Regions from separate parts of the Homo sapiens genome. Here region 2 is linked to region 1. A link is a contact called in ENCODE Hi-C or POLR2A ChIA-PET data. All regions are on one chromosome and are shown on one strand. Each heading gives the region's core, a stretch centred on a gene start or an enhancer-like site at or near the end of the contact. The rest is flanking DNA. Distances are from core to core; before and after follow the strand shown.

Evidence for each region. A loop is a pair of places that touch in the nucleus more often than their neighbours do. ChIA-PET counts read pairs that join two places held with the same protein, here RNA polymerase II (POLR2A). Pooled maps may share reads with other maps.
Region 2: a loop to region 1 is called in a map of ascending aorta, with 11 times the contacts of the local background. The contact joins the enhancer-like site here to the promoter of TTLL4 in region 1. A Hi-C loop is called at or near these places in 5 of 168 maps with a recorded cell type or tissue (aorta, ascending aorta, chondrocyte and 2 more), 3 of 37 single-sample maps with no recorded cell type and 16 of 50 pooled maps. POLR2A ChIA-PET finds 5 or more read pairs at or near these places in 3 of 52 experiments (HEK293, HEK293T and Panc1).

Annotation. Positions count from the first base shown.
Region 1 is chr2:218,707,996-218,714,036 of GRCh38, reverse strand. It overlaps TTLL4 (tubulin tyrosine ligase like 4), which reads right to left and starts at 3,202. Exons shown (of 20, transcript NM_014640.5): 1 at 3,000-3,202. LOC124907983 (a long non-coding RNA gene) reads left to right here and starts at 2,553. Exons shown (of 2, transcript XR_007088089.1): 1 at 2,553-2,817; 2 at 3,951-4,435. RefSeq lists silencers at 2,811-2,860, 2,871-2,920 and enhancers at 3,301-3,400, 5,626-5,675.
Region 2 is chr2:218,802,855-218,808,877 of GRCh38, reverse strand. All of the region lies in intron 1 of CYP27A1 (cytochrome P450 family 27 subfamily A member 1), which reads right to left. Among named protein-coding and RNA genes, the nearest start is that of MIR9500, 17 kb to the left of the region's middle. Within about 2 kb of position 2,422, at least 27 of the 41 ENCODE cell types and tissues checked have a DNase peak (open chromatin) inside an H3K27ac peak, as active enhancers do; they include ascending aorta, heart left ventricle and sigmoid colon, where a contact is called at or near this core.

The sequences.
Region 1 (6,041 bases), core at 1,953-4,452:
TCCAGACCTACAGAATGAACTCCTGGGCCTTTCTACCTGGATGTGCTGCTGCATCACCACCCACATGGTCACTGAAATCAGAAACTTACAATCATTCTACACTGCTCCTTGTCCCATTCTTCTACCTCTATTCTGCCACCAGGTTTTGTCAACACTACCATGGTTAACATCTCTCTAAACCCTCTCCATTTCCACTAGAGCAAACATAAAGCCTTCATCATCTCTAGCCTAGGCCACTATAATAGTTTTCTCATTGGCTCCCTGCCTCCAGTCTAAAATTCTTCCTATTCAACCAACATATTGACACTACAGTAATCTTAAATACAAATCTGACATGATTTTCCTGATAATTATCTTTCTGTGGTTTTCCTGGAACATATTCTTTACATGATTTTACTAATGTATCCCTGAAAGAATTTTTAAAACTATGTGTTCCTTACATATAAGGTAACGTCTAGGCCAGACACAGTAGTTCACTCCTGTAATCCCAGCACTTTGGGAAGCTGAGGCAGGAGGATCACTTGGGCCCAGGAATTTGAGACCAGCCTGGGCAACATAGAGAGACCCCCATCACTACTAAAAATTTTAAAAAATTAGCCAGATGGGTGGCGCATGCCTGTAGTCTCAGCTACTCAGGAGGGTGAGACAGGAGGATGGCTTGAACCCAGGAGTTGGAGTTTACAGTGAGCTATGATCACACCATGGCACTCCAGCCTGGATAACCTCCTGGGCTCAATACATCCTCCCACCTCAGCCTACAAATAGCTGGGACTATAAGAGCACGCTACCATGCTTGGCTAATTTTTACATATTTTTTTTTGTAGAGAAGAGGTTTCGCCATGTTGCCCAGGCTGGTCTCGAATTCCTGGGTCTCAAGCGATCAGCCTGCCTCAGGCTCCCAAAGTGTTGGATTTACAGGTGTGAGCCACAACACCCAGTCTTAAAATAGGTATTAACTATCTTACTGAGTAACACACACCTGAACTAAAAGAAATCTCTTTAAAAATTTTACGCAAGTTTTATCCAAATAACTTAAAAATTCCATTGTCCCAAAAGACATTCCCGTTACATTTAACTGTTGTGTTCTTTTCAGAATATCTTAACAAAGAATACAGTTTACACGAATGGGATTGTGTATTGGCAAGCCTTCTGGGTTGGGAGGTAACTTAAATCACTAAAGGAGGTGTTCCTGAAAATAAATATTTCCAAAGTAGTCCTTATTTGTATCTGAGGACATTTTTACACTCAGGCCAATACACCATATTAAAATTTGGGAAGTGTGAGGGATTTGCCACACACAGCCTCCTACCCTTTTTTTGTAAGGGAAGTTTTAGAAAAAGAGTTCATTGGGGCCGGGCGCGGTGGCTCACACCTGTAATCCCAACATTTTGGGAGGCCGAGGCGGGTGAATCACGAGGTCAGGAGTTTGAGACCAGCCTGGCCAAGATGGTGAAACCCCGTCTCTACTAAAAAATACAAAAAATTAACCGAGCGTGGCAGCATGCGCCTCTAATCCCAGCTACTCCGGAGAATGAGGTAGGAGAATCGCTTGAACCCAGGAGGTGGAAGTTGCAGTGAGCCAAGATCGTGCCATTGCACTCCAGCCTGGGTGACGGAGCAAGACTCTGTCTCAAAAAAAAAAAAAAAAGTTCACTGGGAAGCTGAGGATCTGGAAATGTATTCATGTTAAGCTAGACGTGCAAGTGTATCCCTTGGAAGTCTACAACCCTGATTACTCCAGCTTGAAAACCACTGCTCCAGGGATATAGTTCTAACTCAGCAAAACATCCAAGGCCCTTTGTGATCTAACCCCTATTAACTTCACTCTTTCTATTTGTTACTGGATGGCTCCCTCCAAATCTAGCCCAGGTCTGTCAAACTGTTTCCAGTTCTCTTTTCAGGACTTGCTGTCCCTTTCCTAAAGCCACTGTGTATCTGGAATGTCCTCCCACCTCTCTATTCGCAGAAAACACTTGATAATTTTTCAAGGATTGATTCAGTCCAATATAAGTAGCTGCTAACTTTCTGAGCACAAAGTGGGTGGTTTAAATGCAAACAGTGTCTCAGTATTCAGTGCAAGAAACAGAAGGATGGGATGGAACACTGTCCCAAAGGGTCCCCCAAATGCTAAATCAACAGGTGCTGCAGTTAAAGAATAGGTGATTTGTAGTATCTGAGAAAGCAAAGAAGATTTCATCAAGGAAGGATTAAAATATTTCCGAGATCCAGAATGGGAATGTGAAGACCAGGAGGAATGGCAATAATGTCGTTTTCTAAGTAAGTCCGGATTAAGTATTTCCTGTTCTATCACAGCACACACCACAGTATGGCAAATGCTCGTTTACTTGATTAATAATCTCCTAGACTGTAAATTCCGTGAAAACATGCTTGTCCTATTAGCCACTCTATCCCCTCAATCCCTCCCATTGTACCCAGGCTCATTAAATATTTGTCAATGTTTACTAAAAATTGTTTAGTGAATGATTAAATAAAGGAATTGATGAATGAAGAATTAAATTCCACAGGATCTCAGATCCTGTTTGAATCTGTGGAGTTTAGGAACGTATTCTTCTACAGATACTGAGGATGGAGAAGTGAAAAAGCAGATATCCATGTTAAATTCGGCCCTGGAGCCTGCGAGGAGCTTGGGCTCACACCCAGAGGGAATTTAAACCTCAGCGCGGCAGGACAGAGGAAGCTCGGAGGCCATAACTAGGGGATGAGGCAGTGTTCGGGCACCCGGAGGCGAGGCCGACTAAGTTCGCGGGGCGTGGCGGAGAGGAGAAGGGCTCCGAGGAGGCGCGAAGTCCCGGCCGGGTAGGAGGCCGCGGCTCCCTGGCCTCCCGGGGGATGAGAGGTGGCGGGAGGAAGCGGGGCTAGGGTGAGAGTGGCCGGAGGGCTGGGGACCCGCGCGAAAGGACTCAGGTAGAGGGAGGTCGGGAGCGTGGGACCGGCGGAGTGTCTGGGGTCGGCTCCCCTGGCTCCGCAGCCGCACTCACCTAGGGGATCCAGCTTCGCCCCGGCTCGGCACCGGCTCCACGCTACTTCCTCCCTCGGCCTGCTGGGCTACCCGGCAGCCTCAGGCGCCCCTAGCAACCACGCACCGCCACGCGTGACAAGCGCACTCGGCCGCCAGCGCCGCTGCCGCCTGCCACACACCGCGCGCGCCCCCAGCGGACAGACCGAGAGTCTGGAAGAAGAGGGCGGGAGGCAAGCGCGGGGAATCTCGGGGGTTCTGGGGCCTGTAGGGGCGGGTCGTCACCTGACTCGCGCACGCGCAGTCCCTTCAGTGCGGTGGGATCCGGCGAGCGGAATTCTGGGAGATGTAGTCCCGTGGTTAAAGCTCTGAAAGGCTCCATTCGGAGCATCCAGGACTCTCTCTTTCTACTCTAATTCCACCTACTCCCTATGGACTGTTTTCTTTTTTAGAGACAGAATCTCGCTCTGTCGCCCAGGCTGGAGTGCAGCGACGTGATCATAGCTCACTGCGAACTTGAACTCCTGCTCAAGCGATCCGCCCGCCCCCAGCCTTCCGAGTAGCTGGGACTACAGGCACGCCACCATGCTGGGCTATTTTTAAATTTTTTTTCTCAGGACAGGGTCTCACTATGTTACCCAGACTGGTCTTAAACTCTTGGCCTCAAGTGATCCTCCTGCATCAGCCTCCTGGTCGCTGGGATTACAACGGGAGCCCCCACGCCTGGCCTGGACTCTTTGGCCTTGCCTCAATTGAAAATCAAAGGGCCCAGGCTCAGTTGAAGGATTTCTAGAAAAAGCCTTTGAGTTTGACCGCAGGAAAGGGGAGATTGCCCGATTCACTCTGCCTCCCTCTAACCCATCCTTCCCTAACCCCAACCCACCCAGCGGGGCAAAATTAAAACCACCTGCCTGCTTTATGGGCTTCAAGTGTGAACGTTAGGAAATACTGACTCAATTCCTTATCTCGTTAGCTCCCCAGGCAAGCCAGATCGCGCTCCTGCCTCAGATGTCCGTAGACCTGAGAGATTTGGAGATCTAAGAAAGCTGGAAGATGAAAGGATCTTTCCTAGGCAATTGGCTACAGAAATAAAGGGGACAAAGATAAAACTAATCTGATGAAAACAGTCTGGACCAGAGGAAGGATCTCAATAAATAACTTATTTAGTCAACAGTCGTTGATGGATGCTAAAAGTATTAGATAATTTATGGGAGAATTTTACACTGAAGGATGTACACTGAAGATAACCTACATGTACTAATCAATCTTAGATCACGAAACATGGGACAGCTGAGCATTGTTTCTTGATGTGATGCAATTGAACAGAAATATTTATGAAGTATAGCGTATTTTTGTAAAAAAAAAAGTTGAGTGACTCTAATCAAGTTTTGGCTGTAATTTCCAGTTAACAAGAAATAAAGAGAAACAACTGTATAACACTACAAGAAAGCAATCAAACAAATCCAGAATGTGAGCCAATGTACAGAATAAATGACCTCTTCTTCCTTCAACAATTTTAGGGTATAAAAATGAGGAGAGATGTTTTAGATTATAAGAGATTTAAGAAATATATTCAAATGTTGGCCAGGTACAGTGGCTCACACTTGTAATCCCAACACTCTGAGGATCACTTGAGGTCAGGAGTTCAAGACCAGCCTGGGCAACATGGTGAAACCCCGTCTCCAACAAAAAATACAAAAATTAGCCAGGCATGGTGGTGCACACCTGTAGCCCCCAGCTACTCAGGAGGCTGAGACAGGAGAATCGCTTGAACCCAGGAGACAGAAGTTGCAGTGAGCCAAGATTGTGCCACTGCATTCCACCCTGGGCAACAGAGCAAGACTCCCTCTTGAGAAAAAAAAAAGAAATATATTCAAATGCAATGAGTGCAGCTTGTTTGGATCCTGATTCAAACAAACTGTAAAATGACATTTTTGAGACTGAGAAATAAAAATTTTAAGTACCACCCCAACCAACTTAATGGACCCCATCGTGGCTAAGGGGACACTAGAGCAACCTTAAAAACTGAGTTCCCGGCCGGGCGCAGTGGCTTACGCCTGTAATCCCAGCACTTTGAGAGGCCAAGGCGGGCGGATCACGAGGTCAGGAGATCGAGACCATCCTGGCTAACACGGTGAAACCCCACCTGTACTAAAAATACAAAAAATTAGCTAGGCGTGGTGACGGGCGCCTGTAGTCCCAGCTACTAGGGAGGCTGAGGCAGGAGAATGGCGTGAACCCGGGAGGCAGAGCTTGCAGTGAGCCAAGATCGCACCACTGCACTCCAGCCTGGGCAACAAAGCAAGACTCTTTGAAAAAAAAAAAAAAGAAAGAAAAAAAAAACTGAATTCCTGGCTATGATGAGATGGGAAGTCCAACACACCTCAATATGCCCCTTCCTTATTAACCTTTAAACAGAATTCTTTCCTAAGGAGTAAGCAGAAACCAGCTCTAGAAATCAAGAAAGGGATGATTAATCCTTCATTGGTTTTAGAGGCCAGAACCAGACTCCCTACTCTTTGCACTTTCCTTTTCTTTTCTTTTCTTTTTTTTTTTTTTTTTTTTTGAGAAGGGATCTCACTATGTCACATAGGCTGGAGTGCAGTGGCATGAACACAGCTCACTGCAGCCTCAAACTCCTGGGCTGAAGCAGTCCTCCACTTGAGCCTCCCAAGTAGCTGAGACCACAGGCACAAACCACCACACCTGGCTAATTTCTAAATTTTTTGTAGAGACAAGGTCTTGCTATGTTGCCCAGACTGACTTCGCAGTTTCAAAATGACAGTTCATCAGTTTCACTATGCATCTCTTCCTAAAACTGACCATCATCTCCAGATGGGTTTTGGAGAGGATGCACAATGAGGGTTTTCATTTCCTGCGCTTTACCTTTTGACATCAGAGGGCTGAAAACTCCACCCTAGGATCATGCGAATGCAGCCGTTTTTTGCATATGCAACCCATGAAGAGGCATGAAGCTCAATTGTGCATGCACTTGTTTCTTTCATTATCATGACTCCTCCTATAGCTTATTAAATATGTGTATTTAGCCACCCCACTCTGTGTA
Region 2 (6,023 bases), core at 1,173-3,672, 96 kb before region 1:
TTTCTAAAGCACTTGACGATAGATATCCACGGCCTCTATGAAATTGACATTGCTATGATAGTCTTATAGTTGCTGAAAATGAGAAGGAAAAGAAACACGTTTTGGGGGGTAAAAATTTAAAATAACCCACAAATCCTAAGACTATATTTCCTAGGTAAGTTACACCTACAAACTGAAAGAAAATGAAACACAGTGGTTTCCTGGGCACTTCATCTTTCCTAATCAGTTACTGAAGAGATTTTGAGAGGATCAGAATCGGTTCCAGTATAGAAATTAGGCCAAAGACCTTCTATAAAAGAGACATTACCAATTGTGGAGATGAAATCTATCATTCAAATTACAGAAGGAAACGTCACCCAACCCATAGTCCAGAAAAACTCCAACTTTACTGGATCTTAGTTTTGGTGTTAAAAACTGGATTCTCCTAGGACCAATCCAACATAATTGCCTCCAATATATCACCCATATACCCAGACATCACCTTGAACAAATGGCTGATTCTGCCAGTTCCTGGAAGGACAGTCTTGACAAACCCCTAACATCCATTTAGACCTGTTTCCCATTTCTACCTCCCAGGAACACCTGCCAGTGTGTTCTAATTTTGAACAGCTGATCGTCTGCAAACTGCAGTGAATATGCCTATTTTCCTGGAAGGAAAATATACTGCTGGTAGGACTCCAAAATAACACATCCCTACTTGGAGGACGATTTGTTAATATTTACAAAAGTACGAGCAAATTTATAAACAAAGCATGAGATATCCACATAATGAAATACTATGTCACCTTAAAAAGGGATGAAGAAATTCCTTGTGTACTAATACAGAAAGATATCCAAGATAGATTATGTGAAAAAGTATATCTTTTGCCTAAGAAAGGAGGTCTAAAATAAGAATATATAGTATTTGTATTTGCTTTCATAGAAAAATACTGGATGGATACATAAGAAACTAGTGAAAGTGATTACTGGACCGGGCATGGTGACTCACCCCTATAATCCCAGCACTTTGGGAGGCCAAGGCTGGAGGATCACTTGAGCTAAGGAGTTTGAGATCAGCCTTGGCAACATGGCAAAACCCTGCCTCTACAAAAAAAAAAAAAAATTCGCTGGGCATGGCAGTGTGCGCCTGTGATTCCAGCTACTCGGAGGCTGAGGTGGGAGAATTGCTTGAAGTCAAAGCTGCATTGAGCCATGACTGTACCCACTGCACTCCAGCCTAGATGACAGAGTGAGACTCTGTCTCTAAATAAATAAATATAAAGTGATTACTATGGGAGGGTCAGGGGAGCAGCGGAGGGGGTCAGACTGCTTAGTGTGTATCATGTTCTATTGTTTGAGTCTTGAACTATGATAATGTATTACCTATTCAAATTTTTAAAGTCTAAAGGTACAAAAAGAAATGTTTTCTGAAACAGTAAGTCACCTGACATTGACCAGATAGTTCTAGAAGGCAGGGAATCCTTGCTGAGCCTCTGAATTCCTGTAAATACTCCTTAGATTTATAAGTGCCCCAGCCATATCATTTTCCTGTGAGTGAGTTTTGTTTTTTTCCTTAAAGGTTGCTTTTTAAAAAATACTTTACATACACATCTATTTTCCTCTATTAAATTCCCTAGGAGGGCCGGGCACAGTGGCTCACGCCTGTAATCCCAGCACTTTGGGAGGCTGAGGTGGGCAAATCACAAGGTCAAGAGTTCGAGACCAACCTGGCCAACATGGTGAAACGCCGTCTCTACTAAAAATACAAAAAATTAGCTGGGCATGTTGGTGGGCGCCTGTAATCCCAGCTACTTGGGAGGCTGAGGCAGGAGAATCGCTTGAACCCGGGAGGAGGAGGAGGTTACAGTGAGCCAAGATCATGCCACTGCACTCCAGCCTGGGTGGCAATGTGAGACTCCATCTCAAAAAAAAAAAAAAAAAAAAAAATTCCCTAGGAGACCTGTCCTAAAAGTAGGCTTAATTTGTTTCCAGTTTAAGACATTAACAATAATAATTGCACGTGTTTCCATAGAGCTGACCATGAACCAGACACTGTTCCAAGAATTTTACTTATATTAGCTCATTCAATCCTCACTACAGCTGTTTGGGGTAGGTTTAATATTACCACAATTTTGCCGATGAGGAAACTGAGGCCCAAAGAAGTTGCTCAAGGTCACTTTATCATTAAGTAGCAGAGTCAGGATTCAAACTCCAAACACCTGGCTGGAGGCCATGCTCTGAACCACTTACTCCACGGATCCCTGAGAAAACAACTATGTCCTTCTAACTGGAAACAAACGTAGGCCCTTGAAAAGCGTGTACTATTTTAAAACCACAATATTATGCAATAACAACCCAGGATTACTCAACTGTGGCACTGTTAATACTCGGAGTGGATAATTCTATGTTGTAGCCGACAGTGGTGTGCGTTGCCGGGTGCCTAGCAGCATTCCTGGCCTCTCCCCACAAGTACCGCACCCCCTCTGAGTTGTGGCTACCACAGATGTCTCTAGACATTTCCAAAATGTCCCCTGGGGGATGAAATCACCATAGATTGAGAACTACTGCAATAAGTCCAGCCTCTTAATATGTCTCCTAATTCTTTAATTTTAGAAGACCTGTTTAAAACAAATATATACCATTTTGAAGAAATATTTTTCTAAAGTTTGGTTTCTTATCCTTCTGTTAAGTTGAAGTAAACTTATGTATAACATTTTAATAAAAATCTGAACAGCAGTTATCTCAATGGTGGTAAACAGTGCTTTACAAATTAACTTACTTTCTTCTCTATACTGTGATTTATTTTTCAAAAATTTTTTGCCACGTTCTTGGAATCAGCAGAAAAAAAGTTATATTTTTAAAGTAGAAAAACAATACCAGCTTCTTTCCTGGAATCCAAAGCCTCTGAGACTACTTCCTGGCTGTCAGTATGGAGGTTTCTGGGACATTTCTCCTTTTAGCTAAGCCATGCCTTCTTCCTTCATGCTCCTCAGTTAGTTTACTTAGTGGAACTTAACAAGGATCTACTTATGTAAGAAGTTATTTTAGAAAGACAGCAGGATACTTGCTGAGAGATGCGTGCTGTGTCTGTGATCCTACCATTAGATCGTAACCTGAGCCAGTTGGAAAGTCCCAGCATTCTCGGATGGGTCCTGTCTAAGAGCCACTTTGCAGAACAAAGATCATCTTTCAGGATGAATGGGAGGGTTAGCCCCCACCTGACAAAACTCCAAAGCAGGAGAATGTTGAATTCATTCAACATTCATTTATGAATCTCATGTCCTGTTCCTCCTAGGGATACAGCAGTAAGCACAGCATAAAAGACCATTCTTAAGGAGTTCTTATCCTAGTGCATGGGCCAGACAGTTGAGAATTTGATTACATATGTTCCTAAACAGTTTTCTAATTATTTTGCGGATGTCTTGTCTCTTCAACTAAATTGAAAATCCTCATGGGTGAAAACCATGTCATACTTCTTTATGACATCCCAAATTGTTGGGCACACTGCTAAGCACATTAATAAGACACTCAGTACATACTTAACAGTTGTCAATGAATCCAGCAGAAAGAAACATGTTGCAGACAATGCAAAGAACATGAGAGAGACAGAGACAGACATAGAAAGGGGGTGGGGAAGAGGATACGTAGGAAACTTGTTAACAGTAGCTCGTCTAGAGTTTTAAGAACCTGGAAGAACAATCTGAAAGGAAATTAAGAAAATAATTCCATTTACAATAACCTCTGTTTTGGACTGAATGTCTGCACTCCCCTCAAATTCTTATGTTGAAACCCTAAACCCCGTGTTGCTGCATTTGTTGATGGGGCCTCTAAGGAAGTAACTAAGGTTAAATGGGGTCATAAGGGTGGGGCCCTGATCTGATAGAATTAGTGTCTTCATAATAGGAGACACCAGAGAGCTTGCCCTCTAGGGCACAGGAAGAAGGCAGCCAACTACAAGCCAGGAAGACAGCCCTCATCAGAAACCAACCACTGGCACCCTGATCTCTCACTTCTAGCCTACAGAACTGTGAGAAAATAAATTTGTTGTTTAAGCCATCCAGTCTGTGGTATTTTGTTATGGCAGCCCAAACAGACTAATGATAGTATCCAAAAGATAAAATACCTAGGAATACTTTTAACCAAGGAGGTGAAACATTTGAACACTGAAAACTACTAGACACTGCTGAAGGAAATTAAAGACCTAAATAAGTGGAAAGTCATCCATGTTCATGGATTAGGAGACTTAATATTGTTAAAACAGCAGTACTCCCCAAGGCAAACTACAAATTCAATGCATTCCCTTTCAAAATTCCATAGCCTTTTTGCAGAAATGGAAAACCTGATCCTAAAATTAATATGGAACTGCAAGGGGCCCTAAATAGCCAAAACAATATTAAAAAAGAAAACAATGTTGGAACATTCCCATTTTCTGATTTCAAAACTTACTGCAAAGCTACAGTAATCAAAACAGTAAGTTACTAGTGTAAGTGTAGACATATAGACCAATGGAATACAACTGAGAATTCAGAAATACACTAGAACATCTACAGTCAACTGATTTTTGACAAGGGTGCACAGACCATTCAATGGGGAAAGAAAGTCTCTTCAACAAATGGTACTGGGACCACTGGATAACTAAATGCAAAAGAATGAAGCTGGACCCCTACCTCACTCCATATACAAAAATTAATTCAAAATGGATCAACAATCTAAAAAGAAGAGCTAAAACTATAAAACTCTGAATAAAATATAAGGGTAAGTCTTCATGACCCTGGATATGTCAATGAATTCTTAGATTTGATAACAAATGCATGAGGAATTTTTTTTAAATAGATAAATAGTTCTTCATAAAAATTAAAAACTTTTGGCCAGGCATGGTGGCTCACACCTGTAATCCCAGCACTTTGGGAGGCCGAGGTGGGCAGATTACCTGAGGTCAGGAATTCAAGACTAGCCTGGCCAACATGGTGAAACCCCATCTCTACTAAAAATACAAAAATTAGGCAGGTGTGGTGGCGCATGCTTGTAGTCCCAGCTACTCGGGAGGCTGAGGCAGGAGAATCACTTGAACCCGGGAGGTGGAGGCTGCAGTGAGCTGAGATTGCACCAATACGCTCCAGCCTGAGCAACAGAGTAAAACTCCCATCTAAAAAAAAAAAAAAAAAAAAAAAAAAAAGACGGGGGCACGGTGGCTCACACCTGTAATCCCAGCACTTTGAGAGGCCGAAGTGGACAGATCACGATGTCAAGAGATCGAGACCATCCTGGCCAACATGGCAAAACCTCTTCTCTATTAAAAATACAAAAATTAGCTGGGTGTGGTGGCGTGTGCCTGTAGTCCCAGCTACCTGGGAGGCTGAAGCAGAAGAATTGCTTGAACCTGGGAGGCAGAGGTTGCAGTGCCAAGATCGCACTACTGCACTCCAGCCTGGCAATAGAACGAGACTCGGTCTCAAAAAAGAAATTTAAAACTTTTGTGCCTCGAAGGACATTATCAAGAATGTGAAAAGACAGCTTATAGAACGAGAGAAAATATTTGTAAATCATATATCTGATAAGGGTTTAATATCCAGAGTATACAAAGAACTGTTACAACCCAACAACAAAAAGACAAATTCAGTTTAAAAATAAGCAAAGAATGGCTGGGCGTGGTGGTTCACGCCCATTATACCAGCACTTTGGGAGGCCAAGGCAGGCAGATCACTCGAGTCCAGGAGTTTGAGACCAGCAATTCAAGACCAGCCTGGCCAATATGGCAAAACCCTGTCTCTACTAAAAATACAAAAATTAGCCAGGCGTGATGGCGCACACTTGTAGTCCCAGCTACTTGGGAGGCTGAGGCATGAGAATCACTTTAACCCAAGAGGCAGAGGTTGCGGTGAGCCGAGATCAAACCACTGCACTCCAGCCTGAGTGACAGAATGAGACTCTGCCTCAAAATAAATAAATTAATTAATTAAATAAGCAAAGAACTTGAATAGACATTTCTCCAATGAAGATATGCAAATGGCCTATAATCACAAGAAAAGATGTTCAACATCATT